2 separate regions of the Homo sapiens genome follow, and region 2 is linked to region 1. A link is a loop called in an ENCODE intact Hi-C map of the cell type or tissue named here. Cell type or tissue: PC-9. All regions are shown on one strand. Links, peaks and the distances in the headings refer to the core of each region. The heading gives the core; the rest is flanking DNA. Region 1 overlaps DARS1 (aspartyl-tRNA synthetase 1). Region 2 overlaps MAP3K19 (mitogen-activated protein kinase kinase kinase 19).

Region 1 (16,660 bases), core at 8,661-16,660:
AACTATTTTGAAGCCCAAATAATCCATCAATATATGTAATCTACTTTTACAAACAGATGGGAAAAAGCAAATTGGTTAAAAATGTTACTGCTTGCATCCTTTCAGACTCCGAATGCATATACTATTTGGATATGTGCATATAAATTTCCCTGAGCAGTATGATATGTTATCTAGGTCAGGGTCGGTCAGAAACATATGGCACACTCAAACAAAATATGCTTGAAAAGTTATGTAAAGAAGCCATAAAGATTTGGGAAGCTTTAAAGGAAACAGAAAGGATTGGTGAAGTACCCTAGAGCCAGCAACCACAGGAAGCTACTACCACCTTTAGGTCTGAAGGAGCAGAGAGGGAGCAGCTAGTGGGGTCTAAGAAGCAGGGGTACTGGTAGAGTGGAGGCTGTGGCCTTCAGGAGAGGAAAGTAGCTGTGGCTAGAATGTGGTCCAGCAAAGAAAGAAAATAAATATCCTGACCTTTCTCTTCTCCCTCCATTTGATCTGTTGGTGTTTTCCAATGACCAAAGCCAATTAGAAGCCATTAAGGAAGGTGCTTGGTTAATGCAGTCCATAGAGGTTGGCCTCCCAGGACACACAGCAGAGTGGAAAATGGCAGTAAGTGGAGAAAGCAAGGGCAAACAGAGAAAGTCCAGCTCACAGGAAGAGCTTTCAATGACAATGAACACACATATAGGTAGTCCTTGCTTTGGGTGGTTCTGATATATATTATTTTCAGTTACCACTGTCAAGTTAAATTACATCAGTCCCTCAACATGGTTCAAATTTCAGTTACTGTGGTATATTAATTGTGAGTAATTGCATAAAATACACTGTCACCTCTTCAGGTCAGAAATTACTCCATAAATAACAGATGTGTGTCATAATCAGTGATCAGCTGTGTCATTTCTTTCAAAATCTATTGGTGATCAGTCACTGTACATGTTATTCAGTTCATGCACAGACAGCAAAGTGTGTAGTTGTGTTGCCTCCATGACTCTCACTGATGAATCCATGTGATATTTTTAAAAATAGATATTCAAAAGAGGGCATTAGTCAACAAAGATGACAGTGCAGCAAAGGAACAAAATATGTTAACTCCGGAAGTGAAATTTGCATCAAACATAAATGACATTGCAGAAGAAAGAGCTGACCATGGGAGTGTCGACACTGCCACCTTTGAGAAACTCCAGGTATATACCATAAATGAGGAAAGAGGTTGTGATGGAAAGGATGAAGATTTCCTAGAGGAAGTGACAATAGCAAAAAAACTTCACATTAAAATATTTTGAAGAGATTTCATGGTTTTGAAAGCACAACAGATAAAATATTGGAAGCTGATCTGAATGTAGGATGGAGTATGACGATTCACCAAAGCATAGAAGAAATGGTCACCCCAAGCTGGGTGCAGCAGTGCGTGCCTGTAGTTGCAGCTATTCGGGAGGCCGAGGGAGAAGGATTGGTTGAGCTCTGGAGTTCAAGACCAGCCTGAGCAACATAGGGAGACTCTGTCTCTTAAAAAAACAGTCATTCTATAGTGAAAGTTACACCACAAGAAGCGAAGCATTGTTCAAACTACTCTTCATAATTTTTTTTTACAAAGGCATAAACCATTTTAATTTTCAATGTTTCTAATGTTTTAAATTATAGTACACTAAATAAATATTAGTTTCACTATTTTTTCTTTTTTTCTTTTTTATTGAGACGGAGTCTCGCTCTGTCACCCAGGCTGGAGTGCAGTGGCATGATCTAGGCTCACTGCAAGCTCTGCTTCCCGGGTGCATACCATTCTCCTGCCTCAGCCTCCCAAGTAGCTGGGACTACAGGTGCCCACCACCACGCCCGGCTAATTTTTTTGTATTTTTTAGTAGAGACGGGGTTTCACCGTGTTAGCCAGGATGGTCTTGATCTCCTGACCTCGTGATCTGCCCGCCTTGGCCTCCCGAAGTGCTGGGATTACAGGCGTGAGCCACCGTGCCTGGCCACTATTTTTTTCATTTCTCTATATTCTTATAACCAACAGTAAGGGAATTTTTAACATTTGACAAAAATTTTTAAAGATCATAGGACAATCATATTTTACCCTTTGAATATTAACGTTGCTTTGCATGGTCATTTTTAGAGTCCCACATAATTATGCAAAGTGAGGACTTCTTGTACTGTGCTTTTCAATGGCTGATTAACATTCTACAATATGGATATAGCATTATTTAATCCTCTACTAATGGACATTTAGGTTGTTTGCATTTCTTTCTCTGGTATAAACAATGCTACAATAGATATCTTTAAACACATCTTGTTTTGTGCACCTGTATTCTTAGGATACGTTTTTTTTTTTTATTTTATTTTTTAAGAGATGGGGTCTCGCTGTGTCACTGAGACACTGAGGCTGGAATGCAGTGGTGCACTCATAGCTCACTGCAGCCTTTAATTTTAACTCCTGGGCTCAAGCGATCCTCTTGCCTCAGTCCTCCATAGTAGCTGGGATCACAGGTGCCAGACACCCCACCCAGTTAGGGCTAAATTCTAAGAGAGAGGCATTACTGGGTTAAAGGATATGCATATTCACATTTTGATACACACAGCTAAACTGCCTGCCTGAAATTATGTATGTTTATACTCCACCAACAGCACCTCAAAGCTCCCAATTCTCCACCCTGTGGTGAACAATAAGCATATTTTATTTTCATTGCCAGTTTGTCACCTCACTGTTGTTTCAATTCATGATCACCAGGGAAGCTGAATATTTTTAAAGAATAAGGTTTTAAAAAGGTATTTGAAGAGTTCCTAGCCGGGCGCAATGGCTCACGCCTGTAATCCCAGCATTTTGGGAAGCTGAGGTTTGCGGATCACTTAAGGTCAGGAGTTCGAGACCAGCCTGGCCAACATGGTGAAACCCCATCTCTATTAAAAATACAAAAATCAGTTGGGCGTGGTAGTGGGCACCTGTAATCCCAGCTACTCGGGAGGCTGAGGCAGGAGAATCGCTTGAACCTGGGAGGCGGAGGTTGCAGTGAGCCAAGATCCTGTCACTGCACTCCAGCCTGGGCAACCGAGTGAGACTCCACCTCAAAAAAAAAAAAAAAAAAAAAAAAAAGAGTTCCTTCAATATTACTGACATTGAAAGCAGAGAATTTTCTTGCTCTAGGAGTATGATATCTTTATCCATGAGAAATAGTGGCAGCTACCAGTTTAACATTCTGGGTAGCAATTATGAGTCTGCCAGCTCATTTTAATTAAGCTAATGCATAATGATTTGAAGAAAGACTATAGAGAAAAAGTGGTAAGATTTTGCAAAGTGTCTTAGCTCATTTTTAAGAAAGGCCTATGGGTCATATTTTCATCTCTCAACTAAATATATTCACACACACTATCAGACATAAATGTACATAATAAACTGTCAGATGTGCATGTAAAAATAAAACTTCTAGTATAAATACATTTTACGTTTGGTTTATTATTACCAGCTTTATCTCTGAACTCCCAAAACCAAGCAATCAATTTGTAATATCAGGCACATGCCATATACTCATCATTATGCTATGAATATGGGACTACAAAAAGTTTAAATGTGGTCAGGACACGGTGGCTCACACCTGTAATTCCAGCACTTTGAGAGGCTGAGGCAGGTAGATTGCTTGAGCTCAGGAGTTTGAGACCAGCCTGGGCAACATAGTGAAACTCCCTCTCTACAACAAATAAAAAATTAGCTGGGTGTGATAGCGTGTGCCTGTAGTCCTAGCTCCTTGGGAGCTGAGGTGGGAAGATCACTTGAGCCCAGGAGGTCGAGCTGCAGTGAGACATGATTGCCACTGCCCTCCAGCCTGGGTGACAGAGAGAGACCCTGTATGAAAAATAAAAAAAAAAAAGTTTAAAATGTGGTCCCTACCCGTAGCATTAACAACAATACCTGTTTAGTGAATATATTTTATATGTCAGGAGCTGTAGAAGAGTCTTCACTTATGGGTCTCATTTAATCCTCATGATCTTTCAAGGTAAGCATCGTTAACTCCACTCTACAGATGTGAATTCTGTGCTCAGAATTACACACCTAGTGTCAGGTCAGAATTTGAACCTGAAGTTTTCTGATTCCACGCTGCTACACCAAATTGTTTAAAACCTAGTAAAAGAGGCCGGGCACGGGGGCTCCACACCTGTAATCCCAGCACTTTGGAAGGCCAAGGCGGGTGGATCACTTGAGGTCAGGAGTTCGAGACCAGCCTGGCCAACATGGTGAAACCCCATCTCTACTAAAAACACAAAAATTAGCTGGGGATGGTGGTGCACACTTGTAATCCCAGCTACTCAGGTGGCTGAGGCGAGAGAATTGCTTGAACCCAGGAGGCAGAGGCTGCAGTAAGCCAAGATGGCACCACTGTACTCTAGCCTGAGCAACAGAGTGAGATGCTGTCTCAAAAAAGACCCCAAAAAACAAAACAAAACAAAAAAACCTAGTTAAAGAGACAAAGTAACAAATTTTAGAGAAAAATTAGGTGTGAAACCATGTGTGTGTGTGTGTGTGTGTGTGTGTGTTTTTCGAAATTACCGGTTCATATTTAATTACCACAAATCACAGGAGCACTGGACGTGGCTTTAGTGAGTGGGCCTCATTCAGTTCAGGCAGCTAAAGGGAGGGGGGGTGTCCTCCTAGTCCTCTCCCTGGAGCTAAATATGCACCTGGGAAAAAGTAGGCTCTGGAGCACAGAGGCTTGGGTTTGGTTTTTTTTTTGAGACAGAATCTTGCTCTTGTCGCCCAATCTGGAGTGCAATGGCATGATCTTGGCTCACTGCAACCTCTGCCTCCCAGGTTCAAGCTATTCTCCTGCCTCAGCCTCCTGAGTAGCTGGGATTACAGGTGCTTGCCACCATGCCTGGCTAATTTTTGTATTTTTAGTAGAGACGGGGTTTCGCCATGTTGGCCAGGCTGGTCTCAAACTCCTGATCCACCCACCTCAGCCTCCCAAAGTGCTGGGATTACAGGTGTGAGCCACTGCGCCCAGCCACTTAGAGGTGTTTTTTGGAGCAAAAAGAACTGAACTCCTAGCACCAGGCAAAACTGCAAAAAGAAAAACACCTGTGCCCAGGCACTAGCTACAAGGCTGCACCGGATAAGGAAAGCTTGGGTCCTGTAAGCTTCAGGACAGGGACTGCTCCTTGGTCAAGCTTTCCCTGGCACCTGGCACATAGGAAGTTGCTTGAGGAGCAAGTGTTCAACGAACCTGAGAGTGCTCAGGATGATTTCCAGATAATTGGGTTATCTGAGGGCCCACCCAGAAGCACTCAGCTGCCAACATGGGAAGGAGTGAGTGCCTCCAACCTCAGCTGAGCCCCATGTGGTGACTTCTTCCGGAGAGACAAGGGCATTAGCACGTCACACCCCTGTTTACAGGCCCCTCACCTGAGCCACTGCACCTTCTCTTTGATGAAGTGCTCGCCCAGCAGCGGGTCAGCTCCAAGTACAGGCTGTGCTGAGGAGGCAGGTAGTCCAAATACAGGCGGGGGTGTCTTCTTGGGAGTGGTCTTCTCCATCTGGGTGCCCTCGGGCCACTCATTGAAGGAGGTGATGGAGCTGATCTTGGGCGTCACCATCGCGGCCGCCTGCAAGGCCCTGTCATAGTCCTTGCCATTGACCCTCTTCTCCCTATTGTGGTCGTTCCAGGGCCGGATGCTAGTGTCTATGCAGCCAGGCCCCATGCTGGGAATGAACATGAGGTTGTTGGCATCATAAAAGTTCTTCACAGCTTTCCACTTCTGATGGGAGGAGCCCCAGGAGAATCCATTGGAGACAAAGTAGGTGGACATGCCTTCAAACCCTGCGGCCAGGACATCGTAGGTGTGGCCCTCTTCCACCAATAGTGCTATGAAGACCCCATAGTGGGGGCTGTTTGGTGTCAGGAGGTGGGTCCAGGCCTCAAGGGATGTCAGGTATGAGTCATAGATATAAAAGAGTGGGGTGCTCTTGCCCATGCTGTTCTTATACAGGGATAAAATGCACCATGGGAGCCATTCACGTCAATGATATACTTGATGTTGTCATGTACAGTGATGTCATCCTGACCTTGTGGGGTTGGATGTGGAAGTGGGGTTAGATGTGGATCCAGTCATCTGGATCTGCACTGATGGGTGGTGTCCAGAATGGCAGGCACCAGGTCATCTGAGGGTTCCCTGTGACCATCAGCCATGCCAGGTGTATACCAGGAAGGGACCAGGACATTGGGGTCCCAGGAGCCATAGGGCCCCAGCTCTGTGTAGAAGCTGGAGCCCAAGTCGTCTGGGGGGCTGTGGTGGCTGTAGGGGTAGCTGGCTGAGATCTTGGGGTCCGAGTGAATGCAGTGGCCCTCACGCTGAAGCTCTGGTACCACGAGTGGTAGAAGGTGTGCAGGTCCAAGTGGATGCGCAGGCTCTGCCCCGAGCCAGGAGTGGCTGCCCTCCCACCCACCTCCCACGGCGCTAAAACCACGTGGTTTTGATAGTAAGATGGTCACGTTTTTCACTGGTTTAATAACCTGCAATATAGTGAATGGACAGGTGAGTATTTGGAAGATCCTGAGCAGTTTTAGGAGAAGACTCATTCCTGTAAGTGTTGGGAGAGAGAAGCAGGCCTGGGGAAAGGAGGGTTGAAGGTTTGCCCGGGTCTGATAAGATAAAAGGACAACGTTTTACGGCTGAGCAAGGGGAAGAAATGGCAGATGTAGCCCATCTGGAGAGAGAGCATCAGGGGCTGGTGGTGTGGGTTCTGCTGTACTGATGAGGAAATCTAAGACACTGTGAAAGAAAAATACAATCTTGGGAACCCAAACTCGCTAAGCCAAAGGAAAAGTTAAACTTGGGAACTGAGTCACACACAAAAAACCTTTTTTTGTTCCCAGATGGCTGTAACTTCACATGCTTATTTTATCTTATGCAAAATACAGATTTACTGAGCTGAGACAAATGCATAATTGACTTTCCCCCTACTCCTTTATTTTCACATGTAAAATGCAGATTCACTGAGCCCTAATCAAAGCCTCACAAGAACGTATCCACTTGCCTCACTGCCTACCCTCCCTCCTTTTTTTACCTTCCCCTCCTGCTTGCTTTTTCCCCTTTAAATACTGAAGTTCCCCAAACCTTCTCTGTAGAAAGCATGGGTCACAGATCCAACTGTAACTTGTGTTTTGTTTCCCAGGCGCATCCTCAACCTTGGCAAAATAAACCTCTAATCAGCTGAGATCTGCCTCAGTCACTTTTTGATTTACAACACCATGTGGTGAACAAAGGACTACTTTGACTAGTGAGTTAGCCAATCATTTGTGCAGATGTTGACATTTGGCAGAAGGTGGAAAAATAAAACTGTTTGTATTAATCTGAGTCTACCCGACTTTTGAGAAACTGACGCAGCAGGTAGCAAATACAACTCAAAATCTAGAAAAACCCTCAAGTGCCAGCCAACTGAACTGAAACAGAAATTAGGAGAATGTTGTATTTTCTTTATGGTTAGACATTGCCAAAGGCAGTATCACTTAGAAGTCTCTAACCGTAGCCCAGAAACAAAAAACAACAACAAAACCCAGGCTATTTTAATGGTCTAAATACTTCCAGATCCTAATATATACAGTGAAGAAAAAAAGAAAAAAAAAAACTTCCAGGGATCACAGGAGCCTATGTTAAAAAACATATTCTTATCTAACCCATCTGTATAGTAATGTATTATATATACATTCACTTAAAAATATCAGTTAGGGCCAGGCACGATGGCTCACGCTTGTAATCCCAGCACTTTGGGAGGCTGAGGCGGGCAGATCACTTGAGGTCAGGAGTTTGAGACCAGCCTGGCCAACGTGGTGAAACCCCATCTATACTAAAAATACAAACAAAACAAAACAAAACAAAAAAAAACAACAACAGGCAAAAGACATGAACAGACGCTTCTCAAAAGAAGACACACAGCCAACAAGCATATGAAGAAATGCTCAATATCAATCATTAGAGAAATGCAAATAAAAACCACAGTGAGGTACCATCTCACACCAGTGAGGATAGCTATTATTAAGAAGCCAAAAAATAGCAGATGCTGGTGAGGTTGTGGAGAAAGGAAGTGTTTAAACACTGCTGGTGGGAATGTAAATTAGTTCAGCTACTATGGAAAGCAATTTGGAAATTTCTCAAAAAAACGTAAAACAGAACTACCCATTCAACCTAACAATCCCATTACTGGGTATATACCCAAGGAATATAATCATTCTACCCGAAAGACATATGCATGTATGTTCATCACAGCACTATTCACAATAGTAAAGACATGGAATCAACCTAAATGGCCATCAACAGTGGACTGGATAAAGAAAATGTGGTACACTTATAGCACGGAATACTATGTAACCATAGAAAAGAGTGAGATAATGTCCTTTGCAGCAACATGATGGAGCTGGAGGCCATTATCCTAAGCAAATTAATGCAGGAACAGAAAACCAAATACTGCATGTTCTTACTTACAAGTGGGTGCTAAACATTTAGTACACATGAACATAAGAAGGAGGAATAGACACCGGGGCCTACTTGAGGGTCAAGGGGGGGAGGAGGGTGAGGATTGAAAAACTACCTGTAATTTTCTTACAAACACCTACTCCAGAAAAAGAGACAAAAACAAAACAAAACAAAAAACTACCTATGTTTATTACCTGGGTGGTGAAATAATCTTTACTCCAAAACCTCCTCAACATGCAATTTACCCGTGTAGCAAACTGGCATATGTACCCCCTGAACCTAAAATAAAAGTTGGAAAAAACAAAATTCATGTTGAAACTTAATCCCCATTGTGGTGGTATTGAGGTGGGGCCTTTTGGGAAGTGATTAAGTCATGAGGCTGTGCCCTCACGAATGGATTATCCACCTTATTAAGGGGCTGGAGAGTAGTTTAGACCCTTTCTTGACCTTCTGTTCCTTCTGCCATGTGAGGATACAGCATTTATTCCCTCCAGAGGATGCAGCAACAAGGCACCATCTTCGAAGAAGGGACTGGGTCCCTCACCAGTCACTGCTGGCACCCTGATCTTGGACTTCTCAGCCTCCAGAACTATGAGAAATAAATTTCTGTTTTTTAAAATTACCCAATCTATGGTATTTTGTTATAGTAGTACAGACCAAGACAGTACACTTACATAATCCAGAAAATATACTCTTAGGTATCTATCCAAAAGAAATAGAAACATGTCTATATAAAGACTTGCAAATGATTGCTCACAGCAGCATTATTCATTATAGATTAAAAACTGGAAGCTACCTAGATATCCATTAACTGGTGAATGGATAAACAAATTATGGTATATCTATTCTACGGAATACTACTCAATAAAAAGAAACACATTATTAATATATGCAACAACATGGATCTCAAAAAATTATGCTTAATGGAAGAAGTTAAATACAAAAGACTGCATACTGTATTGTTCTGTTTATATGAAATTCTAGAAAAGGCAAAAACAGACCTTGAGTTGCTAGCAATGGGGACTGACTATAAAGATACACTATGAAACTTTCTGGGGCAGTGGAAATGTTCTGTAGCTTGAGTATGGTGAAGGTTAATTGACTCTATACAATTACCAAAATTCATAAAACTGTACACTTAAAATTAATTTTGTTGTGTATACCTGAACAAAATGAAAAAAATTTAAATAAAATTATCAAATTGAATTCAGTATATATACAAAATTTATTTTAAAAATGTTTATTTTTAGAGACAGGTTTTCACTGTGTCACCCAGGCTAGGGTATGGTGATACAATCATAGCTCACAGTACCTTGAATGCCTGAGCTCTAGTCATCCTCCTGCCTCAGCCTCCCAAGTAGTTAGGACTATAAGCATGTGCCGCCATACTGGCTAATTTTATTTTTTGTACAGATGAGGTCTTGCTATGTTGCCCATGCCCAGCTGCATACACAAAATAATATGTAGTGATCAAACAGTATTTATTCCAGAAAAACAGTATCAGGGATTTCTGTTATTATAGCCCACTGTATCCAAACAACATGAAAAAATCACAGCAAATACTGATAAAGTATTTGACAAATTCAAAATTTATTCATAATAGAAAATGAACTAATAAAATCTCCATTAACCTGATAAAAGACATTTATTAAAAATCTAAAGGCCAGGCGAAGTGATTCATGCCTGTATATCCCAGCATTTTGGGAGGCTGAGGCAGGTGGATCTCTTGAGTCCAGGAATTCGAGACCAGACTGAGCAACATACATTTTTTTGTCTCTACAAAAAAATACAAAAAATTAGCTGGGTGTGGTGACATGCACGTGTAGTCCCAGTTACTTGGGAGGCTGAGGTGGGAGGATTGCTTGAGCCTGGGTGGTCGAGACTGCAGTGAGCTGAGATTGCACCACTGCACTCTAGCCTGGGTAAGAGAGCAAGGCCCTGTCTCAAAAACAAAACAAAACAAAAAAAAAAACACACAACGAAAACAAAAACCACCTACAGAAATTATCACACTTAATCTCAAGACTTTAGTATTTAAATAAAAACAATACAAGCATGCCTCCATCACTGCTTTTATTCAACACTCTACTGAAGAACTAATCTAATGCAATCGGCAAATATAAGAATGAGACAGGAAGACTAAACTCTTATTTTGCCCCACACTATTCTGTGTTCTACACTTTTTAATTCCCATAATAGTCTCATGATGTAGGATTATGCAAATGAGGAAAGCTGAGGATAAGCAAGTTATCCAAGGTTATACATTAATGTAAGAGCAAAACCAGAATCTGAACCCAGGCAGTGTGGCTAACAGAATCCATACTTTTTACTGTTATGCTATCCCTTCTCACACCTCTCCATCTACCTTGAAAATACAAGATATTCAATACAAACTATTAGAAAGAGTAAGAGATCAAGAATACTGCTGCATAAAATGGCAACATATAAAAATTGATAACTGAGGCCAGGCGCGGTGGCTCACGTCTGTAATCCCAGCACTTTGGGAGGCCGAGGCGGGCGGATCACGAGGTCAGGAGATCGAGACCATCCTGGCTAACACGGTGAAACCCTGTCTCTACTAAAAATACAAAAAAATTAGCCATCTAAGAAAAAAAAATTGATAACTGATAGTGTTCTTTACCCTTGTAACAATTTAAAAATGTCACGGAAAAGATCCCAATCCTGCTACCAAGCAGAAGGGGCTCACTGCCCAATGCTCTAAGCCAATAAAATGACACTGGGTTTTTGAGAAAAGCTTTCTATTTCAAGTGACTTACAAGGAGACAGGAGTGCAGCTCAAATTGCTCTCTCTGTGCTGGTGTTAAGGCAGTGATTTTATCCTTCAGGGGGCGGATTCTGGGATTAGTAGGTGATTGGTGGAAGAGGTCTGGAAAGTTCTTCGGCATGTGTAGTTACCTCTTTATGGGTCCCATGTGCCAATTTGGAGGTAGTTAGTATAAAATATGTGGTGAAACTTTAGGCTGTAACATTAGCAAGCTTGCTGTGTAAACTCTAGTTAGCAATATTGCTTTTAACTGATTTTAGACAGTTTTGTTATAAGGGAGGGGAGTGTTAGTAAGTTGTTTTTTCTTATCTGTTTATCCTCCACACCCAAGAATTTGTTACTCAACTTTTTTTTTTTTTTTAACTCCTTGGGGCATGGTTTCATTCCCAATAGAAAAAACAAAACAAAACACTGTAAGGTGTTCTAACATAAACTGGAAAATTAAAAGCAGTTTTAATATGCTAATGTTAAGTAAAACTACAGTGAACAAAGTACTGTCTATATTATGATTGAATTCATGGGAAACATTTATTTCCGGGCTGAAGCCGAAAAAATACACAAGCTGGGCGTGGTGGCTCATGCCTGTAATCCCAGCACTCTAGGGGGCCAAGGCAGGTGGATTGCTTGAGCCCAGGAGTTCAAGACCAGCCTGGGCAACATGACAACTACTACATGTCTTTACTAAACATACAAAAGTTAGCTGGGTGTGGTGGTGTGCGCCTGCAGTCCCAGCTACCTTAGGAGGCTGAGGTAGACTGCTTGAGCCCAGGAGGTGGAGGATACAGTGAGTTGAGATCCTGCCCCTGCACTCCAGCCTGGGCAACAGGGTGAGATCTTTCAAATTTTGTTACACTGAATATTTTGTTTTCAAGAGTACTCATTAAATCCTGCCCACAAAAAAACACTAAGCTACCTCACCAGTTTCTCCCTTCATCACATGATTAGCAGATCCTTGGCAAGGCTGTTCTGACTCAGCTGAAATATCTTCAGATCTGCAAAGCACAAGGATATAGAGCTAAAATGGAAAGATATTTGCTTCCAGCATTAACAGTACTAAATTCTTTGATAATCTTGAGAATAAAATGCTGATAGGATAAATAATAACATCACACAAAAAGCAAAACACTTTTAAAGTATAAAATAAAAATGTTTTACTACAATTAAAAAAATCAATAAATGAAGAGATATACCATGTTCATCCACTGGAAGACTAAAGAGAGGGAAATTCCAAGTCTTTTCAAATTATTCTATAAATTTAAGGTAGTTCCAATGAAAATCTCAGGATTTACATATCAAATAAATCTGCAAAACAATATTAGACATTTATAGAAACATAAATATTTAGTGAAAATATAAAAACAAAAGAATAAAAGTTTGAATTCATATAATAGTTTCCTATAAGAGGGTACCTTAACTGCCCACAATTTCTTTTTTTTTTGATTTCTTTTCTCTTTAAAAAATAAAGTAAGGGCCAGGCACAGTGGCTCACACCTGTAATCCCAGCACTTTGGGATGCCCAGGCAGGCGGATCACCCCTGAGGTCAGGAGTTTGAGATCAGCCTGGCCAACATGGAGAAATCCCGTCTCTACTAAAAATACAAAAATTGGCTGGGCATGGTGGTGGGAGCCTGTAATCCCACCTACTTGGGAGGCTGAGGAGAATCGCTTGAACCGGGGAGGTGGAGGTTGCAGTGAGCTGAGATCATGCCACTGCACTCCAGCCTAGGCCACAGAGCAAGACTTGTCTCAAAAAAATAAATAAATAAGAGGTCAGGTGCAGCGGCTCACACCTGTAATCCCAGCACTTTAGGAGGTGAAGGCAGGTGGATCGCTTGAGGCCAGAAGTTCAAGACCAGACTGGGCAACATGGAGAAATCTTACCTCTACCAAAATACAAAAATTAGCCAGTCTCATAACCTGGTCTCAAAACAAATACATAAAAATAAAAAAAAATATTTGAAGCAAATATGATAAAGATTTGATAAGACTGGATAATAGGTACAAGTGTATTTTATCATGTTCTAATTTGGTCAGCATGTTTGAAAACCTTCACAATAAAAAAGATTACATCATTCTAAGACTTTACAAACTTTATTTTGAAACAAGCTATAATTACATGAAATTAAGAACAGCTCTAGGGCCAATATTATTGTACTATTTTAGGGTCTAGCAATTACACACTATAGAAGATGGATATTTTATTCTTGCTGTGGATTAAATTATGAAATACTTTTGGGGTGCCTTCTATATTTAAGGTATTCTGGTAGGATATGAAAGAAAAAAATAAGAACTGAATCTAAACTTTCAAAGACTGTACAATATAGATGGTAAACACCCCCTTTAACTTTCAAACATAATGGGCAGATGTTCGTGGTCCAGGGGTAACTTCCTAACTTTTTGACCCTCATATTTTTCTGCATGTAATTTTTTCTTCCTGTACAAAAATATGTTATGTTTTGTTCCTCCCCAATATTTGTGGTCATGTAAAATTAACATTAGCATCAACATTTGTAATAATCTAGAGGGAAAGTGTTTCTAACTAATTCTTACACAAAAATTTCTTTTTGACGGATAAGATGGGACTGGATTTTACTGACATTCACTAAGTATCAGTACCATTCCAGTTAAAAATCAAACAAAATTCTGCAATATATTTTAACCCATGTGAAATGAACTCTGTCAACCGACCCAAGCTGTCAACTTTAAGAGCTCTATCCCTACGCCCATCTAAACTAATATCCTGAAATGAATACATGTTGACAACATATTAGTCTTTATTTATATAAACTAGTTGTGTATTTTTTCTTTTACCAAATTATGAATGCCTAGCACCACTTACAAAATCAGTTGGCCACAAAGTTACACAAAAACTACAATTAGCTTTAAAATTTTATTGAAATTCAAGTTTAGAATTTAACAAATTAATACAATATTACACTGAATACTTTCTAACCAGTAGTTTAGCTTTACATAATTTCTAGGCATAACTTTTAAGAACTGATACTTTCTGGTTAATTTTCCATGATATGCCAATTATACATTCATTAAAATTTCAGATGCTACCTGAATTATTCTTATCTCAATGACAGAATTTAAAAAAATAAGTTCAAATACTGAAAATCTAAGACATTAACACTGGGGCCCTTGTAATATAGAAAAGAAGAAAAATTGTACAATCTTAACTGTTTAAAACTCTTAACGTTTACTGTAGTAACAGAATATGAATTTGTAACATAACCATATGAATTTCTCAAGTTATTTCCTACTGATGCATGTCTGAAGTTATAAAAATCTCTTTTAAACGAACCTATACTGAATTACTCCAAAAATAACAGTGATATTTTAGGGCCTTGCAAATTTATTCTAGTGCATATTTTAAGTACCTAAAGTACAGCCTGTGCACTAGCAGGTTACTGAAAAGAATAAGTGTGGCTTTCTTTTTTTTTTTTTTTTTTTGAGGCAGGGTCTCGCTCTGTCATCCACACTGGAGTTAAGTGGCAAAGTGTGAATTTAAGGAGTGAGTCGTTTGGGATCACGAGGGAACATGGAGGTCTGACGAACATTATGCAATCCCAGAAACAGCATAGTAACTCGTTCCAATCCTGGGGAAGACAAAAATAATCATTAATTCCTTTTTGAAAATCTCTCAGGGTCTTACTTAGAACTACAAACATAAATGTAATCGTTAAACTAAATACTTTTCCTTGTTAGGAAAGAAAATGACTCTTATTATTTTGGGTTTATTTAAAACTGTTTTGAGTATTGATTCAGAAATAAAGATGCTGCTATAAATGAAAAGGACTAAGTAATATATCCTTGAGTGGTATGGAGTCTAAAATGTGAACCACAAAAATCTATACGAATGAACAAAATCTATGATGTAACAATAAGAAAAACAAAACAAAAGACTTTATAAGCTTGAACGTTTCAAATGATACCACACTCTGATTATACAGTCCAGGCAATGAGGATGAGAGCCATAAACTTGCTTAAGCAATAATAGAAGTATGAGAAAATTTACTGTTAATTTTATAGACATTTAACATGGTGGACCCTACGATAAAAAGCTCTGGAGTACATTATTATACTAAGTGTTTTGACTGTAAAGAAGAAACTGATTTTTGGAAGGTGGTTAACAAGATTATGGTCTCTCCTTTCAATTGATTCTATGTAGAGATGTAAAAAGAATGAAAAAGCTCTTCAGGTATTGATAGGAAACAAGTTACAAGATACATTAAAGTATTTCTTCTCCATCCGGACTCATATTAAAAAAATGATACATTAAGTAAAAAATGCAAAGTACTAAATGGTTTATATATAATAGTATGCTACAATTTGTGTAAAAATATTTAAAGAAATGTGTGTGTCTTTTCGTATATGAAAAGGTATCTTTGCAAAGGTTAAGCTGAAAACTAGAAACAATGCTTTCCTGTAGGGAGGCGAATACGCACTATTCTTTTTCCTCCTCCAATTTAAAAAACAGCGTTAAAATACATAAAAAATCTACCATCTGAACCATTTTTAAGTGTCCAGTTTAGTAGTGCCAAATACACTCACAGCATTGTGCAATCATCACTGCCATTCATCTCTATAACTCTTAAAAAAAATCATGTTTATATCCAAAGGAATGGGACTGCGGGGTCAAATGGTATTTCTGGTTCTCAATCTGTGAGGAATCGCCATACTGTCTTCCACAATGGTTGAATTAATTTAAAATTCCCACCAACAGTGTAAAAGCATTCCTATTTCTCTGCAACCTTGTCAGCATCTGTTGTTTCTCGACTTTTTAACAATTGCCATTCTGACTGGCGTGAGATGGTATCTCATTGTGGTTTTGATTTGCATTTCTCTAATGATCAGTGATGTTGAGCTTTTCTTCATATATTTGTTGGCTCATAAATGTCTTCTTTTGAGAAGTGTCTGTTCATGTCCTTTGCCCACTTTTTAATGGGGTTGTTTGTTTTGCTTTTTTCTTGTAAATTTGTTTAAGTTCCTTGTGGATTCTGAGTAATAAAGATACATGCACGTGTATGTTCATTGCAGCACTATTCACAATAGCAAAGACATGGGATCAACCCAAATGCCCATCAATGATAGACTGGATAAAGTAAACGTAGTACATATATACCACGGAATACTATGCAGCCATAAAAAGGAGTGAGATCATGTCCTTTGCAGGGACATGGATGAAGCTGGAAGCCATTATCCTCAGCAAACTAATGCAGGAACAGAAAACCAAACACCACATGTTCTCACTTATAAGTGGGAGCTGAACAATGAGAACACATGGACACAGGGAGGGGAACAATACACACTGGGGCCTGTCGGGAGGGTGGGGTGGGGGACAGCATTAGGAAAAAGAGCAATGCATGCAGGGCTTCATACCTAGGTGATGGGTTGACAGATGCAGCAAGCCCC
Region 2 (16,660 bases), core at 2,845-10,844, 920 kb before region 1:
TCAAACACTAGAACTTATTTCTTCTATCTGACTGTATGTTTGTACCCACCTCTCTTCATCGCCCACCCCCCAAGATCTCTTATGCAGTTCACAAAATGGAAGGAACATCTTTTGTTTTTGCCATCTAGTAATGATTCTCCAAACTTCCAGTAACATATTCAGCTGTTGAAGGAAGATATTTCTTTCCCATTGGACTTGAACCTGGGAGGATGAGAGGTTAGAAATGCAGTGGCCATTGAGTCACTATATGTGCCTGAGAAAAAGCCAGGCAAAGAGAGAGAGAGACCAGATCCTGATGACATTGTCTGATCCCTGAAGCCTCCTGGACCCAGAGCCAGACCTATTCCAGACCTTTCAGTCGGATAAAGCAGTAACTGTCCTTTCCCTCAGTGGTTGGATTTTCTGTTACTTCCAACTGAAAGAGTTCTAAGTAAAAGAGTGCTTGCCAGAGGAAGCAGGGAGGATGACTGGGGGAGTGGGAGGGGTGGAGGGAGGGACTGTGGGGGGGTGGGGAGTGCTGATTTCAAGTTTCCAGTTTAACTTACTGTGCCGTAGGCTCCCTTTCCAAGAATCTCACCCTTGGTCCATAGGATAGGTTCTTCAGACTTTAAACTATTTTCAGAAAATATCTTCTTTTCATTTGAGATGAGAAATTTCTCCTCCCTGTCATATATCCTGAGCCCACTACTATGCCTCTGGAAGAATGAGACAAAAGGAAAGATGACCATTAAACCAAGTCACTGGGATGGAGAGAAAGGGGTGAGAGTAAAGTCTTCTTTTCAAATGTTCCTGTCTGTGGCCACTCTTACAGGTAACTTCTAGAGACACATCATTCCCCCAAATGACCACATAGTGTATCTTAGTTGTGAACTTCAGCCTTGTTAATTATACACATTTTAAAACCACATCTTGCTCTGCATATTTTATAGGAGGAGATCTTAGTCCTGTTCATCTCAGGCCCCACATAGGCCTGCAGCTACTAACCACTGTCTTTTGAGAATTATCTTTCACAAGGTCCCTATCATGACAGAATATGTTAGTGTGTGCCATCTCCTCAGCCCCCTAACCTCAACTCTCTCCTCAAAATTCCCATTATCGTGGTCAGCTTGCTCCTAAACACAGACAAGTTCAGAAAGAGAAACATACACAGAGCTGGACACACACATAGAGACACACAAACTCATACACACATATTCACATATGTGTTCACACAAATGTACACACACATAAACATAAATATATATCATGCACACATATATATCATATATATACATACACATATGTACTGAGAGATAATATACAAACCAACAATGGCCAGATCATATATAAAAATAGAACTCTGACCTACAATGTGCAGCAACCAACCCAGGAAATCAACCCATTATCTACAGTAACCAAAACAGGAAGCCAGTTTACCATCCACAAGCCAGACTTGCAGTAAGTCAGACTAGTATCTCTAGCAAACAGTCCAGGAAGCTATGGGATAATTATTTACCTTGTATGTTCTTCTGACCAATAATTATTTAAAATAATTATTCCTGGCTGGGCGCCGTGGCTCACGCCTGTAATCCCAGCACTTTGGGAGGCCGAGGAAGGTGGATCGCGAGGTCAGGAGTTCCAAGACCAGCCTGGCCAAGATGGTGAAATCCCGTCTCTACTAAAAATACAAAAATTATCCAGGCGTGGTGGTGAGTGCCTGTAATCCCAGCTACTTGGGAGGCTGAGGCAGGAGAATCGCTTTAACCCAGGAGGTGGAGTTTGCAGCAAGCCGAGATCGCAGCACTGCGCTCCAGCCTGGGCAATAGAGCAAGACTCCATCTCAAAAAAAAATTATTCCTGATCCTGATATAGTGTGGATATAGTGCAGTATGACCTGAGTTAGTGTTCAATAAATAATATTTCAGTTTACCTACTGTTTCTGTCTTTAAAATTTCAGTTTGGGAGGCTTGTGTACTTTAGTGAAAACGATAACAAAGAAAACCCGACTATGTGTTGATCTTCTTCCCCACTCCATGCCAACTCTCATGCCAAACAAAATTTTTAAAAATCTTATTTCAGGATTTTTGCTTACACTTCCATGAGAGCAATGGCCGAGTCTTGTACAGCACTATGCTCCTAGTTCTTGGCCCACTGCCAGAAGCACAGTAGGCATCAATAATAATTTTGCATTAAAGTAGTGAATCATCTGAGAGCAAATGCTCAGGTGTAGGGGCTCTGAGAAATGTACATTTCATGTCTTCCTATGAACAAAATGGTGAGCCACTTCTGGAGCCATGTTCATTTCTTTCTATCTCACATACCTAGAGCAATGTCTTGCCTATAATTATGTATCTGCTGATAGTTGGAAATGATATGCTGTTGATTGAAAATGTCATCATTGAATAAAATACTGACCTATTTGAATGGTTTTGCTAAATTAATTTAACCAAACTGATTTCATTGCAATGTCAAGCTAGCTAAATTCCAGAAGGGAGTCAATATAATGAAAACATCTTAGCCTGGGGGTCAGAGGACCTGATTTCCAACCTTGTGATCAAACAGTGAGACCTTGAAAAAACTATTTAATTGTTTAGGGTTTATAATTCCTCATTTGAAAATAAGGGGTTTGAACCAGATTGTCTCTGAGGTCCTTCCCACCCCAATGAATCTTGGATTCTAATTATACCAACCTGTATTTTGACTTTTGTTGTCTCTCTGCCCATTTCTTTTGGGGTACTTCCTCTCCATCTGAGGACAAGATTTAGGTTTTCAGGATCTGTTTCATTTGCCATTTTTTGGCAAGAGTTGTTATCTTTCTCATCAAGAGCTAATAATTCTGCAGCTAGACAACCTAATAGTTCATCTGTCAATTCTTCATTATTTACAGAGTCCATAATTTCTTGGGAAATTGAATTTGTGCCACTTAAGGTTTTTCCAAACATTTGATATGTGATTGACTTATTTGCTAAACTATCATGATCCAAATAATGTACCCAATATTGATATGTCTGGGAAGATGCACTTTCTTGTTTTGCTTGGAAAGAGAAATTTGTAAGTGTTTTAGAGTGATCTGAAACACTATCAAACTCTAGATCATTAGTTAAAATTCGGCTGGCATTTACTTTACTAAGAGATGCTGTATTCTGCTTTTCTTGCTGTACATACTTGTTAGAATTCTTCTCACTGGGCACTGCCCAGCTGTCTTCTGAAGGGATAAATGGGATCTGGTGATGTAGCTCTTCAAGTTCTTGCAGATCTCTGAGGCTTGTGGTGAGTATTTGATTGTTAGAAATGTCTCTATCACCAGTAGACTCTTCCATAGAAACTTCTTCAACAATGGATAAATCTGAGACAGGAGGGAATTCATTCTGTTTCATGGACTGCTCAGGTGTCTGAGCCAAGTTCATGGGATGAATTTCATCTTTGGAAGATAGAAACTCATTTCCTGAAGACTTTATCTGCCAGTCTGGTTCTGAAATACCATCACCATTTTCAATGTCATGTAGGTTGCTATGTACAGCCTTGGAACTCTTTTCTTTAGAAATTAAGACTTTGTGCTCTTGTTTAATGCCAAATGAAGTCTTTGGGCATTTCATATGTGTTTTTTTCTGAGAAAGTCTTGTTCTGATATTGCTCTTCCTCTCACTGTGTGAAGATCGACATTTATTGGTGATACGTCTGCCTGATGGAGCCGAACATATCTCACGGTAATACGTGTTTTCATCCCTTTCAGTCTCTCGCACATGACAATAAACAGGGGTCCCAAACATTTCATAGATTCCAGGTCCATTAGCAGTTGAATTGATTTCTTTGAACATATCACTATACTTAAGATCTAGGTAATTTAGTCTTGGCTCTGTCGGTTGAACAGAGAGAGGAACACATGACTTCTGTGTTCCTGGATTTTTACAGATGCAAGGAAATGATTGCTTTTTAGGTTTCTGAGTCCGGTGAGTTGATTGCTTCTTTGCTATCTGTGGCATTTTCTTTTGAAACCTGGGCAATTGCCAAGGCCTGGGGTCCACAAGTCCCAAAGCCGGGAAAATTTGTGTTTTTATGCTGGTTTTATGCATGGTAGGCTTAATGGGACCTTCAGTAGAAATCACAAAATTCTGAGGTGTCTTCTTACTTGTCTTGGTCTTTGAATCCAACTTACTCCTATGGGAATTCATCTTATGCTTGTCATTTTCTTGGTGTACAGGTATGTTGACACTATGGTTGTTATGAATGGTTCCCTTTCTTGTTTGGAGGCTTGGTTTGGCTATCACTGGTTCCTTGGGGCTTCCATCCACAGGGAAGGTGATGTGGATAAGAGGCACCATCCTACTCATTTCTGGTTTGGCTCTTTCTGCTATTGATATTTTTATGTTTGTCTCCATGCTGCTACAACCTTCTGGGAGTTTATCAATGGGGTCATCAAAGACTACACTGGATAAGCTTTTAAGTACAGTACACTCTTCTAAAATATTGTTTGGTTCCATTGCTTCATTTTTATGTAATGAAACTCTTTTTGAAGCAGCTTTATTATTTCTCATCTCTTCATCCTGGCTTGGAGTTATTTCTGAATGCTGGGTTTCTTGGAACTTGCTTGGAATGGTACATACTATTTCTGGATCTTGTTCATAGTTTTTGGCTACTGAACTCTCATTCTTTCTTGATGAAAGATATTGAGAGTTCTCTTCTTCAGGTTTTCGCGTTTTACTACCATGGCAGTCAATATCCTCTTCCCTAACTGCAGGAATATTGCCTTCCTTCAAATTCTCAAAAGACACCAAAGACTGCCCTTTTTCAAAGTGAGTGATTTCAATTTTGTTACATTCTTCTATTTCCTTGGATTTCCAGTTTTCCTCCTTCTCCAGGCATTGCCTGTGATGGTTAGTCTTAGGAAAAGAGCACATGTTTCTTGACCAAATGAAGCCATCAGAAGACCTGAGAGTCGGATCCATCAACGACTTAACTAGGGCTCCCGGAGGCTCGTTTGATGGGCTGAGCTCATCAGATTGACGAACAGACACTGAGAGCTTAGGCACAAAAGATGTGAGACTTGGAATGTTTCTTTCTTTTTCTTTTGGAAACTTGTGATTTTGGGGGATAGTAAGGACACCAGATCGCGTGGGCAAGAGTGACAGTGGTGGCAGAAGGAACTAAAAGGAAGACAGAAAAAGCTGTGAATGCAGAAACATATATAAATATCACGCTAACTCGTTTAAAGTAGTCTAAAGAGATTATAATATCCTCTTAAGGAAGGCTTTTAAAGTTCAAAGCTATCCTGGAAATCACAATTCTTTTTTTTCTTCTTGAGACAAGATCTCGCTCTGTCACCCAGGCTGGGGTGCAGTGGCATAATCACAGCTCATTGCAGCCTTGACTTCCTGGGCTCAAGCGATCCTCCCACCTCAGCCTCCCAAGTAGCTGGGACTGCAGGCATGTGCCACTATGCTCGGCTAATGTTTAAATTTTAGTAGAGACAAGGTCTCTCTATGTTGCCCAGGCTGGTCTCAAACTCCTGGCCTCAAGCAATCCTCCCACTTCTGCCTCCCAAAATGCTGGAATTACAGGCATGAGCCACTATGCCTGGAAAGATCACAATTTTTAAAATTAAAACCTCATTCCCAATATTTTTTTTAGAACCAATTTAAAACAACACGTTTTAAAACCAGGATTATTATAGATGTAAATATTCATGGTTATATATTTTTAAATGAAGGCCCTATAATGTAAATGGTAAAAATTTAAGATAAGAAGCATTTTATTTCTCTTCTTTTTTCTTTTTACTTTCCATAGAATTGATTTAAGATTTTTGAAATCCCACTGAAAACAGTTTAAAATTGCTGTTAAAATACCTCAAAAATTACCAGTTATTGACTAACTCAGAATTCATATCCGAAACACAACTACTCACCATCGTTTTGCTGAATTAGTTTGTGAATGAAATGTACAAAATTTCATTTTTGTGGATGACAGGCAAATGGATGGCTTTCCTTTCTCCTTTGCCCTCTAGTTTCAAACTAAGCTAGTTTTTCCTTTCTCCTTTGCCCTCCTCTAGTTTCAAACTAAGCTAGTTTTTATTATCATCCTGTAGAGGTCAGTGTAACCCAATGTATAATATTAAACTTTGCGGGCAGTAAGCTATAAACTCCTTAACTTTATGCTTCTTTTCATTGTGGTCTTTTCCTGTGTATACAGATTCAATACCTATTTATATCACAATATTTATAGGCATGGGTCATGGGTAGTAATTGAGAAATGTATGTTTAATTTTCATTCTATTGCCACCTGTGTGTAAGAAGGAAGGAAATGGAACCTGACTCTAGAAACTTAGGCATTAAAAGTAGATGAGATGTAGTGTAGACCCCAGTTTTACTGTCTAGATGATTTTCCTCATTTCTCAAAAATGACTTAGGACATAAAGGCAGATTCATCCAGTGCTTAACCATCTGCCTAGTAACAGCCATTACAATTTTTTAGGTCAATAAACTCCTTTTACAATGCTAAGCAGTACCTATGCATAAGTATTTCTCAAAGGCTCATAGGAAAAGAAGGGTCAGGTAGTTGAGAAACTAAGAATTGCAAATATCTTTCCAAAAACTTATAAATTAGACAGCTAGGAAAATCTTTCCACCACTGGGGGAAAGAAAAGAATTGCCTAATTTCTAAATAGGTTGAAAAAAGACAAATTAAAATATGTCTGGCCAGGTGTGGTGGCTCACACCTGTAATCCCAGCACTTTGGGAGGCCGAGGCAATCGGATCACTCAAGGTCAGGAGTTCAAGACCCACCTGACCAACATGGTGAAACCCCATCTCTACTAAAAATACAAAAATTAGCTGGGTGTGGTGGCAGGTGCCTGTAATCCCAGCTACTCAGGAGGCTGAGGCAGGAGAAACGCTTGAACCCAGGAGGTGGTGGTTGCAGTGAGCCGAGATTGTGCCAACTGCACTCCAGCCTGGGCAACAGAGTGAGACTCTGTCTCAAAAAAAAAAAAATGTCTAAGGGAGCTACTCAGCTCATTATGTAAAGAACAGAAACACTCCAGAAAAGCACTGCACATGGCAAGGCATAATTTTCCCAGGAACGATTTGCTACTCTAGGAACTATATGTGAGTTGTTGTTTTTCCAAGAAATACAGTTGACCCTTGAACAACAGGGCTTCAAACTACGCAAGTCCACCTATATGTGGATTTTCTTCCTCCTCTGCTACCTCTGTGACAGCACGACCAAGCCCTCCTGTTCCTCCTCGTCCTCAGCCTATTCAACATGAAGACAGTGAGGATGAAGACCTTTATGGTGATCCACTTCCACTTAATGAAGAGTAAATATATTTTCTCTTCCTTATGATTTTCTTTTTTTGTTTTTTTTTTTTGTTTGTTTGTTTGTTTTATTTTTGAGACGGAGTCTTGCTCTGTTGCCAGGCTGGAGTCCGGTGGCATGATGTCGGGTCACTGCAACCTCCACCTTCCAGGTTCAAGCAATTCTCCTGCCTCAGCCTCCCGAGTAGCTGGGACTACAGGCACCCGCCACCATGCCCAGCTAATGTTTTGTATTTTAGTAGAGACGGAGTTTCACCATGTTGGCCAGGATGGTTTCGATCTCTTATCCTCGTGAACCACCCGCCTTGGCCTCCCAAAGTGCTGGGATTAAGGCGTGAGCCACCACACCTGGCCCCTTATGATTTTCTTAATAACATTTTATTTTCTTGGCTTTATTGTAAGAATACAGCATATAATACATATAACACAAAATGTGTGTGTTAATCAACTGTTTATGTTATCTATAAGGCTCTGGTCAACAGTAGGCTACTGCAGCCATGTGCGGTGGCTAACATCTGTAACCCTAGCACTTTGGGAGGCTAAGGGGGAGTATTGCTTGAGGCCAGGAGTTCAAGACCAACGTGGCCAACATAGCGAGACCCTGTCTCTAAACAAAACAAAACAGAACACCCAGCACTTTGGGAGGCCGAGGCGGGCGGATCACGAGGTCAGGAGATCGAGACCATCCTGGCTAACATGGAGAAACCCCGTCTCTACTAAAAATACAAAAAATTAGCCGGGCGTGGTGGCGGGTGCGTGTAGTCCCAGCTACTCGGGAGGCTGAGGCAGGAGAATGGCGTGAACCCGGGAGGCGGAGCTTGCAGTGAGCCGAGATTGCACCACTGCACTCTAGCCTGGGTGACAGAGTGAGACTCTGTCTCAAAAAACAAAACAAAACAAAACAAAACAAAACAAAACAACCGGTAGGCTATTAGTAGCTAAGTTTTGGGGGAATCAAAGCTTATGTGTGGATTTTTGACTGTGTTGGGGACATCAGTGACCCTACCCCCTGCATTGTTGAAGGGTCAAGTGTAATTGCTGAGGATTTGGTTCTAAATTAGTGAATAGAGTTGTTTGGTTTTAATTCTCAAGTCAAAAATGCTAGCACTAATCTTACCTTGATGCTTCGGCCACTGTACTTCATATGAGAGGTCGAAAACTCTACAACAAGAAAAACAATAACTGGATATTCTTAGTAGTAGAAAGAAAACAGTCTCAAGCCAGAGTCTGGGGATGGAGTAATACAGATGCTAAGGGGTCTGAGGAAAAGTTGTAGAAATTGGAGGTTTCCCCTGTGGAATTCACACAGAGGTGGAATCATCACACAAAACTTCAGGCTGCTGCCACTAGCAGGGGTTGCTGTTTTATATTTATATCTCTATTCTGACAGAAAACCTGAGATCTCTGGACCAGAGAGCAGACCATTTATCACTCACAGAACATTGTAATGCCAGTTCCCCACAACCCAGTTCCTCACAGGGCAACGTGATGAGAGCCGGGTGTTGACCTGCACAGCTGGCAGAGCTGCATCACAGGAGGGAGCTCTGGAATGATGAGACTCAGGTGGTATATTGGGTGGTGGCACTTTAGCCCATCTTTCCCTCCAGAGAAGGAGAGAGCACTTTACTATGAATTGTAAGCAAATGCCTCCAGGAGAAAGATGACTCTATGTTTTATTACCCTAGAATATAAGCAAACAGCTTTTGGGAAAATCAGCCTCTAAATTTCTCTGGAGCAATACACTAACTTCGGAGGCGTTTCTGACATTCAGTCATCTTTTAACTTAGTTTCCTAGTGTTTTTTGCTTAGAAAGCCTGAACTGTGCAGAAATGTGAAAATATTCTTGTATAAGTGTCTCCCAACAGTTGTTTAAACTAGATCGACCATAAACTCTGAAAGGTGAGTGTGAGGAAGACTCACCTAGGGAACGAGATGGGACTTACTAGGTAGTATAAAACTTACAAGTTGTTCTCTTCTTACCAAAAAGTCAGAATGATCCCCAAAACCCCATGAACCACCACCACCACCACTTCTGCATAGTTTGGACTTTCTAAAGCTGAAGCCAAAAGCTCCAGTGTCTCCAGGGTCAAAACAGTTCACAGAAATGGATGATGTGGGACAGGAAGACACAGCAGTAAATCGAGATCATATGCCCAACTAAAGGGGCATCATTACCCAGCTCGCAGTGATGTTATCCAACCCAGATAGATAGTCCAGCCCTGCTACATCTTCCAAAAGAAGCCAGAGAGCTGCAGATTTTTTTTTTTTGAGACAGGGTCTCGCTCTGTCGCCCAGGCTGGAGTATAGTGGCATGATCTCAGCTCGCTGCAACCTCCACCTCCTGGGTTCAAGCAATTCTCCTGCCTCAGCCTCCCGAGAAGCTGGGATTACAGGCACCTGCCATCATGCCCGGCTAATTTTTTGTGTATTTTTTATTTTTTAGTAGACACGGGGTTTCACTATGTTGGCTAGGCTGGTCTCGAACACTTGACCTCGTGATCCACCGGCCTCGGCCTCCCAAAGTGCTGGGATTACAGGTGTGAGCCACCGCGCCCAACCCAAGCTGCAGGTTTTATGTGAAATCTCCTTCCCCCACCCTTGCTTATTTATTTAAAATTTTTATATTTTTAATTTTTTGTATAGACAGGGTCTTACTGTATTGCCCAGGCTGGTCTCAAACTCCTAGGCTCAAACAATCCTCCCTTCTTGGCTTCCCAAAGTTCTGGGATTCCAGGTGTGAGCCACTGGGCCTGGCCTCTCCTCCCTTGTTTTTCAATGTTGTGAGGGTCAAACAAATGTCTGTAGGTCCATTTCAGCCTCAGGCTGTCATTCTGAAGTTTCACACGGAGAGAAAAAGACTTCTAAGATTTAACACAGTAGAAAAGCCAATCCCAGGTGAAAAACAAGTCACCTAAGAAGAGGACCCCAACAGGCAACAGGAGGGGGCACAGGCATTCCCCTTGGACACAGCTGGCCATGGCACCTCCCCTTCATTCTTAATGCATTTACTCAACAATTATTTACTGAGTGCCTGCTGAGTGGCCAACACTGTCCCAGAAGATGGCAATTTATAGTTGTGGGCAGGAAAGACAGATCTTTGCTCTTTGCTCCCAGAGGTTGCATTCTAGAGGTTGAGGTTTTCTATTGAAAAGATGTTAGAAGTTAATCTAGAAATACAACTGAATATAATTTATAGTTGGGTACATAATGGATAGCATCCTGAATTTTTTAAAAAAACGCTTTCAAGTATTCTTATAAATATTTGAATATGTATTATCCAGTATTGGTCAGGAATTATGTGGGGTAAAGACTTTTGGTGGGAATGTAGAGGCAAGATCTTTCTGGTAGGTAATTTGGTAACATGTGTCAAAGCCTTTTAAAAATGTGTAGAGACCACTCTGAGCAACATAGCGAGACCCCATCTCTACAAAAAATGTTAAAAGTAGCCAGGTGTGGTGCCATGCACCTGTACTCCCAGCTACTCAGGAGGCTGTGGTGGAGGATCACTTAAGCCTGGAATATTGAGGCTGCAGCGAGCCATGTTTGCACCACTGCACTCCAGCATGGGCAACAGAGCGAGACCCTATCTCCAAAAAAGTAAATAAAATAAAATAAGTACAGAGTTCCAATTAAAAATGGCAGATTGAATGTACAAGCTTTTCTCCAATCCCTCCACAAATCACACTAAAATCACAGTAAAAGAATTAAAAAACATGTAAATAAGGACAAAAAATAAAAACACCCAAATGATAAAACAACAGATGAGCAATATCAACATTTTGGACAGAGAAAACTATATGGACGAATAATAACTGATTGAGTTGTCAGCTTTCTGTGTTCTGCCCAATGCTTGCAAGGGGACAGCCCAACCAGAAATAAGAATTTCAGAAAGGAATGGGAACTGAAGGTACCTCTGAAGACAGGGATGCAGGCAAGACTGAAACGAGAGGGTGCTCATAAGTCTGTGCTGGAATAAGTACTGGATTCCCTGCCCTGTCCCCTATGAGGAGTTACTCTTCTCCTTTCCTGGCAGTTGGCTGGAAGTTTACTCCCTGGAGGGCTTGAAACAAAGATGCTAAGGAGCTGGGTATGGCTGGGAGCAGAAATGGGGAGCTGGAGTGAAAATATGAGGACAAAGAAGAGTCTACACACTGAAATATGAACCCCATTCAGTGCCAAGAATGTTGCCTCCAGTCTCATAACCTACAGGCAGGTGTTTGGATTATCTCTCTGGGGAAAACTAGCTGAGAGAAAAGGTCCATTGATCTATACAAGCTGACACTTGGGAATCCCTCTATCAATCGTCCAGTTCTCCACCTATTCAGCTCCTTTGAGGCCCATTCAACAAGCTCACTCAAACATACAGAACTTTTTAGTGAAACTCTTTTAGATACAAATTCAACTGATATGTGAGGATATGTGATTCAACTGATATGTGAGGAAATGCTCCAATATGAACATACAGAGAACAGATCAAACTGAAAGAAAGAAAAGAGCTCAGAAGAATTAGAGACAACAAACAACTCTATCTTTCATATTCTCCGTGTACCCTTTCTCAAGAAGCTGCTGGGAAATATGCCCTAGTAAAAGAGGATTAAGTAAAGCAAGGAAGCCAGGCAAGGTGGCTCAAGCCTGTAATCCCAACACTTTGGGAAGCTGAGGTGGGTAAATCACTTGAGCCCAAGAGTTCAAGACCAGCCTGGGCAATATAGTAAGACCCCATCGCTACCAAAGAAATTTTTTTAAAGTAGCTAGGCCTGGTGGTGCATGCCTGTAGTCCCAGCTACTCAGGAGGCTGAAGAGGGAGAATGGCTTCAGCCCAGAAGACGGAGGCTGCAGGGAGCTGAGATCGCGCCATTGCACTCCAAGCATGGGTGACAGAGTCAGACTCTGTCTCAAAAAAAAAAAAAAAAAGTAAGGAAAGGAAGATTAAGCCACATATCCAGTACACAAGGATTCAACACAGCAAGGAGGCAAGGGAATTCCCAGGATGACACGAAGGGAATCTCAGATGGGCGGCTGGGCAGTGGATCCAGAGAGCAGGTGGTGTGGAGTAAAATTAGAGGCCAGGAGGGTCCAGGAGCAATGTCTCCAAAAACAAAAGGAACCAACAGATTGCCTGATATCTAATCACCTGTATTGAGATTTGTTTTATAGGTGCAATACACAGGATGGGATGAATTAGTAACAGATATACAAAAAGTAAGCAAATGAAGAAATGAAGTGGTTATTACTAATGCTGAGATAAATACAATGTCTAAAAGGAGAGGAAATGTAATCAACACACTATGGAGCTCAGCTGCAAATAATATTTTACCTAGTCATAATAACAGAGACATTGAATATTGATTTTAAAAAAATAGACACAAAGATTGGGAAAATTGGGCATTGCTTGTGTGTGAGGCAAGTAATGTAAAAGTAATAAATCTTAATAGATGAAGCCCAAACTGAACAATTAATAAATACCATTCTAAACATGATATTTAGCAATATGAAAGTACACACTAGAAGAAAGTCTTGTACTAGCTGTACTTTTTTTTTTAAGAGATGAGGTCTGTCACCCAGGCTGGAGTGCAATGGACTAATCATCATCCACTGCAGCCTTGGCCTCCTGGAATCAAGCAATCCTCCCACCTCAGCCTCCCGAGTAGCTGAGCCTATAGGTGTGCACCACCACAGCCACCTAATTTTTAAAATTTATTTTTATATATGTACTTTTTTTAGAGGTGGAGTCTGCCTATGTTGCCCAGGCTGGTCTCAAACTCCTGGCCTCAAGCAGTGCTCCTGCCTCAGCCTCCCAAAGTGCTGGGGTTACAGGCGTGTGCCTGTGCACAGCTAGTACTTCTTATTTCTTTTTTTTTTTTTTTTTTTTTGAGACTTCAAGTGATCCGCCCATCTTGGCCTCCCAAAGTGCTGCCCTGGACCTGATTATTGTTATTATTAATTAAAAGTGCATTTGTAATGGCTATGTGCCAGGTATGATGCCAAATGCTTGGAGGTTGAATTATTCTTGCTTTTGTAATCCGGCGAAGATGAACACGTAAACAAATAGTGACAATTATGCTTGATTAGTGCTATGTTGTAGGTAAGGTCAGGATCCTATAGCGGAACAAAGAAAGGGCAACTCATCCAGTCTTGGGAAGTTCAGGAAGACTTCCCAGAGGAAGGGGTTTCTAAGACAAAACCTGAAGGATGGCATAATGCTCCAGCAGAAAGAACAGTAGGTGCAAATATTCACATGCATGTTTAGGGAATAGAGGGCATTTAGTGTGCTAAAGTTTATCATGCTGCGAAGGAAGAGTGGCAAGATATGAGGCTGAAAGAGGCTGTTGAAGCTGAACACGGTGGCTCATGCCTGTAATTCCAGCACTTTGGGAGGCCAAGATGGGAGGATCACTTTAGCCCAAGAGTTCAGTAACAGCCTGGGCAACATGGTGAAACCCCATCTGTACCAAAAAACAAACAAACAAACAAACAAAACTAGCCAGGCGTGGTGGCATGCACCTGTAGTCCCAGCTACCCAAGAGGCTGAGGTGGGAGGATCGCTTGAGCCCAGGAGGCAGAGGTTGCAGTGAGCCAAGATCACGCCACTGCACTCCAGCCTGGGCAACACAGCCGGAATGTGTCTCAAACAAACCAACAAACAAACAAACAAACAAAAAACAAAAAAACGCTATCAAGATTTGGGAACTAACTTTGTAAATTTCAAGGAACAAGAGTCTAGGTCCACTTCAAGTCCAGATTTCTTATGAACTATTTTACATATAGCCCATCAAAACACTGCTTCACCATTATGCCAAATGAAACAAGCCAGACACAGGACAAATATTGCATGATTCCATTTCTATAAAAGACCTAGAATAGTCAAATTCGTATTGAGACAGAAAATAGAATAGTGGTCACCAGAGGCTTTGGGAGAGTGGGAAATATAGAGTTATTGTTTAAGGGGCACAGAGTTTCAGTTTTGCAAGAAGAAAATGTTCTGGGGATGAATAGTTGTGATGGTTACACAACAATGTGAATGTACTTAAATGCCACTGAACTGTACACTTGAAAATGATTAAAATGGTCAATTTTATGTTACACACATTTTAGCATAATAAAACAAAAAAAAATTTAGGCCAGGCGCAGTGGCTCACACCTGTAATCCCAGCACTGTGGGAGGCCAAGGTGGGAGGATCACGAGGTCAAGAGATCGACACCATCCTGGCCAACATGGTGAAACCCCATCTCTACTAAAAATACAAAAATTAGCTGGGCGTGGTGGCATGCGCCTGTAGTCCCAGCTACTTGGGAGGCTGAGGCATGAGAATTGCTTGAACCCAGGAGGCAGAGGTTGCGGTGAGCTGAGATTGGGCCACTGTGCTCCAGCCTGGTGACAGAGCGAGACTCCGTCTCAAAAAAAAAAAAACTTTAAGCACTGCTTCATTTAAATTTCACTTAAAATGTACCCTTCTCTTAAAATCCCATAATAATTATTCTTTTTTTTCTTTTTTGGTAGGATGTGTCACAGCTCCACTGGCATGCAGTCTCCCTCATTGTGATAAATCAATGAATGTAACTTGTTGGATTATAAGGTTGTTCCTGGTGGTTTTGGCTGGTTGGTTGAGGACAGTGGTAAACAAGTAGCAAAGACAATATTGCCGCAGGGGGAAATGCTGGCATCAGTGCTGCTATCTAGCAAATGAGTCTTGGGCTCAATGTAGTTGGAAGTTGGCTCTTAGACTTGCACATTAACTTGGGGATCCAGGAATAAGGCTAACGTAGACTCAAGTCCATAATGACCCTGGGACCTGGTAGAAGTAAATTCAATACTTCTGGCCAAAAGCATCCACAGCGTGGGCCCCCAAGATTCCCACAGATAAACATCAACCAAATATGAGCTCACAATGAAGATTTTCAAACACTCAAGAAAAAAGTCAACCATAGTGCAAATCAGTAGGATATTGATACTGAAATTATCAAGTATAGTTTACAAAATAATGTCTGAAATGTTTAAAGAAATAAGCAATGAAATAATCTAAACAATAAGATATTCTCAAAATATTTGCCTTCTATTCCTTGAACAAATATATAAACATTTGCACATATAGTGCTCTTTCTGCTGGAACATTATGCCATCCTTCATTTTACTTGTTTACTAGTTTATTGTCTGTCTCGCACCCCCATGACCCCCAGGAATGTAAATTACACAAGGGCTGGGGTTATTTTCTGGTATGTTCACTGCTTTATCTCTAGCATTTAGAACAGTGCCTGGCACAATACATAAATATTTGTTGACCAAAAGGACTCACTGTGGAATTCAATGTTCAACTTACCTTCAGATTTTCTTTGCTGCTCCTTCAGAAAATGAGGAGCATCTTCTCTGGTTACAGACTTGGAAATGTTCAGTTCTAAACAAGATCTTGGTAGCAAAAAGCCCAAGTTCACATTGCAGAGCTCCCTGGAACTTTCCTCTTTTTGCAAAACTAAGGGCCGCATGGTCAGCTTCTTTTTCCTGAGCTCCACCGTTTCTATTTCATTTGGATGAGAAACTGCATGTGCTTGTGCCCATTCTTGAAGCGATGAGTTTATCAGACTAAAGGGGGAGGGAAATGTTTGATTTAAAACTCAGTTGCCACATCTTCTGGATCTCCAGTCCTCAGTTCAGCCTGACATCACTAGAAAGTTTGAAGAACTACTTCCAAATGGTGCTGCTGAAAGGAAAGGCTGAATCCTGAGAGGGTAAGACATCTCCACCTGCTGACTCCTCCTGGCCTCCTTAGCCCTCTGTACCATCGCTTGGATGGATTAGGTTTCAGCTCACTCTCGTTTTCCCAATCACCATTTCCTTGCACAGAGAAATCAGAGACCAAGGGCAGGCCTGGGGGATGTACCCTTTTATCTCCACAGGTACTGACTAGCCCAGTGTTTCTCAAACTATTTTTGATGAAGAACCAGCATTTAAATTTCCAGTCATTGTGAACTGATACTTTTGTAAAATATAAATGAATTGCCATAAAAATGGAAGAAAAATAAAAGACATGCAAAAAATAAGCCTCAATTTGTTTCACTACCCGATCAATGAACGTAAGTTATTTGCCAAATTGCTTTGCAACTTTTTTAATGGTCACCCTCGCAGCCTGTCCTGACCTCATCATGGACTAGTAACAGGACCACAGAACCACATTCTAAGTAGCTCTGCCCTGCAGTAGGGTCAGCAAACTACAGCCCGGGGACCAAATCCAGCCTTCAGCCTTTTTCTGTAGCTTTAATTGGATCACAGCCACACTCATTTGTTTACATATTGTCTATGGCTGCATTCAAATGACAGTTGCAGAGTTGAATCATCACAACAGAGACCATATGGCCCACACAGCCAAAGTGTTTAT

Evidence for each region. A loop is a pair of places that touch in the nucleus more often than their neighbours do. Peaks named below come from ENCODE experiments on the same cell type or tissue, not always from the same donor. Only the 100,000 strongest peaks of a DNase experiment are listed, where the experiment ranks them.
Region 2: a loop joins it to region 1, with 4 times the contacts of the local background. A loop is called at or near these places in 5 of 110 quality-filtered maps.

Annotation. Positions count from the first base shown.
Region 1 is chr2:135,892,564-135,909,223 of GRCh38, forward strand. It overlaps DARS1 (aspartyl-tRNA synthetase 1), which reads right to left. Exons shown (of 16, transcript NM_001349.4): 16 at 13,318-14,844. The coding sequence ends at 14,753. It also overlaps the pseudogene MANEALP1. Among named protein-coding and RNA genes, the nearest start is that of MCM6, 24 kb to the left of the region's middle. RefSeq lists an enhancer at 6,334-6,833. In PC-9, for the core only: no CTCF peak of the experiment used is centred there; a DNase peak (open chromatin) is centred at 12,218; H3K27ac peaks cover 1,114 bases.
Region 2 is chr2:134,983,131-134,999,790 of GRCh38, forward strand. It overlaps MAP3K19 (mitogen-activated protein kinase kinase kinase 19), which reads right to left. Exons shown (of 13, transcript NM_025052.5): 8 at 15,608-15,867; 9 at 8,407-8,450; 10 at 2,670-5,123; 11 at 546-695. Among named protein-coding and RNA genes, the nearest start is that of MAP3K19, 56 kb to the right of the region's middle. In PC-9, for the core only: CTCF peaks have their summits at 6,057 (motif pointing right) and 6,256; no DNase peak of the experiment used is centred there; H3K27me3 peaks cover 2,428 bases.